Regions from separate parts of the Homo sapiens genome. Here all the other regions are linked to region 1. Evidence: read pairs that join two places in POLR2A ChIA-PET (ENCODE). Cell type or tissue: B cell. All regions are shown on one strand.

Region 1 (2,500 bases):
CGGAATTCCTGGAAACCAGTCTGTCTCTGCCATTACCAAATGGTAGCCCTGGATCTGTGGCGGTCTCTCTGGGTCATGGTTTCTTCATGTGTAAAATGCAGAGGGGTGGCTCTTTAGGGTCCTTTCAGCCCTAACATTCTCTGCAGAAGCCAGTCACCAGGCCTGGGCTAGAAGAAACTGTTGGAAAGTGAGGCCTAGGGCCGGCCTGCATGGGTCTGAACGAGGAGACCTTGTGGGTGAGCTGGGGGTGATAGAAGCCAGTGGAGGGGAAGGGTCAGGGGGAGGGACTGGAAGTTAGGAGTTGGGATTAGGGAAGAGGGAATCGAGATCCCTGGCTAACCTGTCAGGACCTTGCCCATCTATCTGGGCTATCTCCAAAGAGGTTCCTAGAGCCCGAGCCCAAGGTCCTGCCTGGGGAGACCCTCTGAGGAGGCTGGAGTCAGCTACACCCCTCTGCTCAGGGAGATGAGCCTTCTTACCTGGCAGCCTCACCTGGCAAGCTCTCTGCTCAGTGGACCTTCCCCACCTGAGGCAGGGAAGGATAGAAATCCCCCAGCTGGGCCTTGCCATAGCTAGCCTGGGGTTAAAACTAGGCTCTCTAGGCAAACAGTGTCTTTGCTATCTTGTGTTTGGAACCCAGCATGGAGGAAAGGTGGAGTCCACAGCAGCCAGTTGTGTCCAGCGCAGCCTGCTGTGTTATCTTGGTGCAGGGCAGCTCACAGGGAGGCGGGCCTGCAGATAATGGCCAAACTGTGTTCACCCCGTTCATCAGACTCCTTCCCATCAGGGCCACTGCTTTTTCTTTAAACAATTACTGTGGAGCCAGCTCCAGTCCAGCTGCTTTGGGAGACCTAGGAATGTATTCTTTCTTTCATGGACCCGGGAGAGGGGTGGAGAGGTCTTGTGGTATCCTGGCAGATAATGCAACCTGTTTCAGTCTTGCCACTCACTTCTGGCAAGCCCTGTCTCCCCTCTGTGATCCAGTGTCTCCATCTTTAAAATAAGGAGGAGAGTCCCTTTGGCCACCCCTCTTCCCCTGGCTCATGAGGACATATGGGGATACATGAGGTCTTGTCTATCACAGAGCTGTGGGTCTTTAGGGAGGCCCTCAGAAAACACCAGCTGCTGTTGTTGGTTATGGGGATCTAGGTTCAAGAAGAGCCTGGTGGTGTTATTTATTACTCATGAAGTCCTGGCCACCATGCTGATCCCAGGCGGGACGTGGTTAGCCAGTCCTAGACTGAGCAGGAAGCCAAATGAACTTCCTTTTTTTTTTTTTCTTTTTTTAGAACAATCTCAAGAAGCCTGGTGCTCTGAGCCCTCAGAGTCAGCTGATGCCCCTTGCCCAGTAGCCAGGGTAGAGGTGGGGGTGTCAGTTTCTGCATCTAGGCCCCTGAGTATTCTTGGGAAATGACGCATGCTGTCACCAGCTGTACAGGCCATTACCCGTTGAAAAAATGTGACTGTGGGGGCCATTAGCCCCAAGAGTTCAGCACCCTCTGCAGTGGGAGGGTAAGAGCTACAGAGCTTAGGAAAGGTGCCTCCTATCAGCTGGAGACTAGAGCCTTAAACTCAGAGTCTGAAGGCGGATTGCACTTCTGCTGCATGCCAGCCACGTAATCCTTAGGAGGAATGAAAGCTCTCTATGCCTTTGTTTCCCCATCTGTAAAACCAGCACTGTAAAAGAATAATACGTGCCTTGTAGGGTTGTTACAAGAAGAAAACATAATCTAAAATGTTAATGGATGGTCCTAGTAGAACATTTGGTGCGTAGAAAATGCTCAGTAAGTGAAATAGAAGGGAGAGAAGCTAGGATGTGAGTTTAAGACATGTGGACAGAGAACATCCCAACAAGCTGTCCTAATCTTGAAATGCATGAACTGAAAATAGCGTGGGCTGCAGGTCCCCCAAGCACAGACTCAATGGCATGGCTGATGACATTAGTCCAGGGCTGTCCAGCCTGGGCAACAGCATTCTTATTTGGATTAAGGGAATAGAAGTTGCAGAGTAGAAGCAGCTTCCTAGAAGGATCCACCGTCCTTCCACCGAAGCCCACAAGCAGGTGAGGTGAGCTCCTTCAGGCCCAGAGCTCAGAGGCCTTTATAGATAGGTGTGAGGAGCCAGAGTGGGTTTTGTGGTCAGAGCCCAAGGCTAGGCATGGAGAATTCTGTTTTCCTGAAGCTGGCTGTTTCGTCACCTGGGACAAATTTCCTAACCAGTCATCCCCAGGTAAAGGGGAAGGCCGCAGACAATGGGCTTTTGGCCTTCTGCTTCTGAGCCCACTGATCTTGATGTGTCATTTGACCTCTCAGCTGTGGTTACCCCTGTGGGAGATGGGGATCATAACCAACTCTCCTGGAGGAGGGTGGTGAGAATGGAATGATGCGATGGCTGAGGTCCCCGCGTGCATCTGCATGGCCAGGTGAATGAAAGGGGGTGCTGTGAAGAGCCATCTACACCTCTGTCAAGGGGCAGGGACTGGTCACCACTAGGATCTTCT
Region 2 (2,500 bases), 490 kb after region 1:
TGGTCACCTGACAGATAGATCTGCACTGTAGAGGTGGAACAGCAGGCTAACGGGGCCTGATAATATAAGCATTTGAATCACTTAACTCCCCTCACATCAATTCTGTACTTACCAAGCAACTGTCCAATAATTTGATTTGTCACTTAATTTGCCTTAAAGGGGAACTTAGGCAAGCCTATCCAGTGGATAGAACAGCTTAATTTTACACTGTAGGATCAATAATTTGGCATTCTATTTTTATAGCTCAGCCTGGTCCGGGAGCTTTGGGACCAAGAACAGGGCCAGGTTCACCTGAGAGTAATAGGCTTTTGGCCAAAAGCTGATCACCAGGCAAAAAACACCTTGGGAGACTTCCTGACTCTGGATAGCAGCCTCCTCCTGCTCAGGAGCTGCCCTAACCTTAGTGTCCTCATCACACTGCCTTAAGCAAAATCATAACCACCAGTTAATCTCAGTTATTCCCCTACATTACACTAAATAATCAAGAGACAATTGTGTCTGACCACTTGTAGGAAGACACAGTGGTCACTCGTGGCTCTTTTCAAGCAAAGATATTCTTCAACAGTTGCTTTCAGGACCCCACAGGACATCATGGGCAGAAGCCGAAGTTCTAGAACTTTTAAAATATAGAAAGTGTTGGGCCAGGCGCAGTGGCTCACGCCTGTAATCCCAGCACTTTGGGAGGCCGAGGCAGGCGGATCACCAGGTCAAGAGATCGAGACCATCCTGGCTAACACGGTGAAACCCCATCTCTACTAAAAATACAAAAAATTAGCCAGGCAAGGTGGTGGGCACCTGTAGTCCCAGCTACTGGGGAGGCTGAGGCAGGAGAATGGTGTGAACCCGGGGGCAGAGCCTGCAGTGAGCCGAGATCACGCCACTGCACTATAGCCTGGGTGACAGAGAGAGACTCCATCTCAAAAAAAAAAAAAAAAAAAAAAAAAAAAAAAAAAAAAATATATATATATATATATATATATATATATAAAGTGTTTATAAACAAAATACCATGGTAATAGAACATTTCAATTTTTTATACAGAAAACATAATAATAAGTATTATTGAGTACTTCCAAAGTGCTCTTTACATGTAGTATCTCATTTAATCTTCACAAAGCCCTAAGGTATAGGATCATTCTATTTGTCATATACATTTATTTATTTACAAAGATGGAAAATAAGATATGGCAACATTGAATAATTTGGTCAGGGTCATACAGCAGAATGGAGCAAGGATTCATAACTGGGTCGTCCACTTAGTGGGTGTGGTTCTCAGCGGCAGCGAAGTGTCTTGCTGAGAGTCACACAGCAAATGAGAAATAGAGCCAGGAAGAGGCATCTCTTGTCTTTTACTATAAGTCTGCAGAAGGAAGTGGAAGCCAATGAAACCCTTGAGACATTATAATCTCCCCTAAGTACAGCCACTACAGCCAATTCCATTAGCTCCAAACCAGCTGAGCAAATGCCTGAGTTATATTAAGCCCCCACAGTGATCACGTGGTGAAGAAATGCCTCTGTGCAACTGCATCCAAAAATTAGAAATTAAGTTCTGAAATCATAACAGAACTGTTGGTGACAGGGCAAAAAGTGTGGCACACAAAAATTGCTTGCTGTTTCATTTTCGAGTTGAAACAAGTATCTCACAAAGATAACTTCATGCATTTGCCTTACTTCCCCCTGGAGAAAGGAGAACAAAAAGAAAATGGCAAATTTGGGAGGCTCCCAGAGTTCTAATAAAGTTGTCCTTCATTTATTGTCAAGGCCACCATTTATTGAGCAATTACTATGATGTGTGAGCAATAAAGCTAAGCACCTTTCAAACATTATCATCATCGTCATCTTCAATTAATTAGTCCCTTGTTACGAGTTGATCAGTCTGCTAAGCACTACGCAGAGATTACCTCCTTTAATCCTGGCCACTCTCCTGTGAGGCAGGCCATAGTATTTTATACCCATTTGACAGGTAAAGAAAATGAGCTTAGAGGGCTTCTAAAAATTGTATAAGGTAATGGGAGAGCCATAACTGGAAGCTAAAGCCCAGAACCCATATCCATTGGACGATAAAGCCTTGTTTCTTACCTACCATGCTGTATTGCCTATTTATCTTTTTTTTTTATCTTCACAACACACTTTCAAGGTGCTATAATATTCATTTTATAGATGAGAAAAATGAGTCTCAGAGAGGTTAAATCACTTTCTAAAGACACACAGCTGGTAAGCAGCAAAGCTGGGATTCAAACCCAGGCTTGTTTTACTCCAAAGCCCAAGCTTTTCATCACTACACTACAGTATCTGTCTTTTCACTAGGATGTCAGTGCATTCATTTAATAAATATTTATCAAAGCCTTACTATGCACCAAGCACTGCTGTAGGCACTTGGGATACAATGTGAATAAAACAGATAGAAATCCTTCCCTGTAGTTTACATTCTAGTGGTGGGAGGCAGACAATAAACGTAATAAATGACAAATGATACAGTATGTTAGAAAGTGATCATTAC
Region 3 (2,500 bases), 130 kb after region 1:
ACAAAACGATAAAGCTATTTGCTTCTGAATCCAACCCTCCCAAGCCAGTTCCTCCTTCACCTGCCCTGGATGGAAGGGCAGCAATTTCCCTTCAAGATGCTGAGGGTATGAAAGCTTTGTTCGCAAGCTGGGGTATGAACACCTCCTTTTTAAGAATAAACGTTAAGACCAAGCACACACTTTTCAGAGCTGCTAACGCCCACATTTTGTGTCTAGCTTTGGGTTTCCAAGACCCAATGTGAAATGCAGTGCTTTCTCTACCTTTAAAGAAGAAAATGGGAAAGAGAGGTGGGTTTTGGGGTTCTTATTTTGCAAACCCCCTGGAGACAATGCAAAAACTCCTCCTCTGCAGCAGCAGGTAAACACCTGAGCTGGGAAGGAAAGCTACCTGGTAGTCCCAATGAATGCCAGCAAGACAAGGGCAGGGAAGAGGCGGGGCAGCTTCTCTGTCAGCTGAAGGCTTACTTTTGTTTGAACAATGTCCCAACCTCAGGAGGGAGGGACAAAACCAAGAATGGTGTGATTTCCCCTGGGGGCCACTGCTAAAATGAAGTTGGGCATCGTGTGGGGCTGGAAGCTGTGGCTGCAGGAAGCCAGGGGTGATGGCCTTCCTGCAGCCGTCTCTCGAGCCCCGAACTTGCGGGAAGAAAGGACTGCCCCCTTCCAACCCGTTCGGGTTGGTTTGCGCTGGAACGCCACGCTTTTCAAAGTGTCTGAGTGATAGGTACTTTCTAAATATGTACAGCGATGGCCTGATAAGCAACTAAGCGTCTGGCTTCGCGGGTTCATGCCCGAGGCTGTGCGGTCGGGGGAGGCTGGGGGCTCAGCCGAAACCTCAGCTCCTCCTTACAGGCCTGGTTTGGAAACGGGCTGTACACTGCTGGGGGCCCCACTTTCCAATGTTTACTTCTGAGATTGGAAGAAGAAGACAAGAAACACCTCCTCACCCCCTACCCTCTGCCTCCACGCCCGCGACTCAGCCCAGGTGACCCAAACGGCAGAGTCAACTTGGCGCAACCGGAGCGTCCCCATCGCGCCGGCCACCCCCAGCCCCCTTCGCCCCTCGCTTGGCCCCACAATGCGCCGTTGTGCCGCGCCTGCCGTCAGGCCGGGGATTTGGAGCAGGGATGGGGGGAATATTCGTCAGATATTTAAAACAGAGCCGAGAGAACAAAGCAGGCCTTTGTGCAGCAGGGCGGCCCGGGAGCTGGGAGCCGCCGGCCCCCAAGCACTGTGCTGGGCCAGGAGAGTGCGCATGCGCGCGGCGACCTGTGCGCTCGGGTTCTGTGCCGGCTTTTACCCCAGGTAAGCGGGGCGCTGCGTTAACCCCTTCCCATCCCGCGCCCCGGGGCGGCCCGAGGCAGAAGCTGGCTCTAGTCTGCTGGCTGCTGCATGTTTAGCCGAAAAAAGAAATAGTCATCTTCCATGTTTCTATAGGACACACAGCTCAAGATAAAATGATACACCACTTGAGAACCCAAATTTTCAATGACTGGAAAGACTGGGACACTTGGGTCATGTAAAAACCAAGACATTTGGAAGATGCGCCATCTTCGGATGCTAGAAGATGGAAACTTTTGATAGGCGTGGGCTTCTTCCGCCTTGTTTATGCTGGGTGAACGGCTCTTTCATTTTTCTGTTCACTGTCACTTGGAATTTGGAAGACATACTGGTTGTCGTCAAGGGCCTGGCTTTTGTTTTGGGTTGTGGGCTGACTGGATGGTGTTTATTTAAAAAAAAATAACTGAATAGCTAAATACAAGTGAAGTGTGCATGGTACAAAGATGACATTGTGTCATGAACCAAGAAATGTATAATTAATGAAATTTTATGCAGAAGAAAGAAAGAAGAGGAAATTAGTAGCTATTTAAATACATTGTGTTGTTGGGGAAGGAGATAAGGTTTCTGAAGTAGGGTAGACTAGGAGTGAGTTGGGGGGAGGTGGCATGTGCAAAGTACCCCAGTTCTGCTTTATATGGACAGTGATTGCACCCCATAGGTAATGGGGACTGGCAGACAGAGGCTGTGGGAAGCCAACGGCAGGCTTAGAAGTGAGTTATTGTGCTTGAATTATTCAGATGGGTGAGAAAGGCAGTCCCAACCAGATGATTTCACAGCCTTCCAAACGCGGCTCCTGGAGCATGTCCAGTGAGGTTAGATGGATCTCCCCCATCAGACAAGTCAGGGGGAGTGCAAGGACTCAAAGGAGGTCTCGTGACTTGTATGCTAGGAGTCTGCAGTAGCCCACCCTGCTCCAACTGTGGACACACATCTGAGGAATTTATGGCTTTCTTTTTCCTTCATAGCTGAATAACCTGGTGGTCACAAGAAAGCAAAGGGATTTTTATGTGACATCATCTTGGCAAGAAGCTCCCTTACCAACCTTGACCTCCAGGTCTCCATGGCAACTGCTGCTGGGACATCATTGGCACCAGATTGTGTCCCTTAAAGGCCACACTGCAGCAAGGGCAGATAAACAATTTCATGGCAACAGTCACGT

The links. Peaks named below come from ENCODE experiments on the same cell type or tissue, not always from the same donor. Only the 100,000 strongest peaks of a DNase experiment are listed, where the experiment ranks them.
Region 2: POLR2A ChIA-PET joins it to region 1 with 7 read pairs; 2 of 35 experiments call an interaction of 5 or more read pairs at or near these places.
Region 3: POLR2A ChIA-PET joins it to region 1 with 9 read pairs; 2 of 35 experiments call an interaction of 5 or more read pairs at or near these places.

What each region holds. Positions count from the first base shown.
Region 1 is chr14:68,756,673-68,759,172 of GRCh38, reverse strand. No RefSeq gene overlaps it. Among named protein-coding and RNA genes, the nearest start is that of ZFP36L1, 35 kb to the left of the region's middle. In B cell, no CTCF peak of the experiment used is centred here; a DNase peak (open chromatin) is centred at 1,372.
Region 2 is chr14:68,271,123-68,273,622 of GRCh38, reverse strand. The region is part of intron 7 of RAD51B (RAD51 paralog B); the gene reads right to left. Among named protein-coding and RNA genes, the nearest start is that of RAD51B-AS1, 410 kb to the left of the region's middle. In B cell, no CTCF peak of the experiment used is centred here; a DNase peak (open chromatin) is centred at 1,412; H3K4me3 peaks cover 1,014 bases; H3K27ac peaks cover 2,234 bases.
Region 3 is chr14:68,627,157-68,629,656 of GRCh38, reverse strand. LOC100996664 (a long non-coding RNA gene) reads left to right here and starts at 870. Exons shown (of 2, transcript NR_135816.1): 1 at 870-1,305; 2 at 2,307-2,500. It also overlaps a transcript of RAD51B not described here. RefSeq lists a silencer at 1,162-1,211. In B cell, no CTCF peak of the experiment used is centred here; DNase peaks (open chromatin) are centred at 746 and 1,246; H3K4me3 peaks cover 1,150 bases.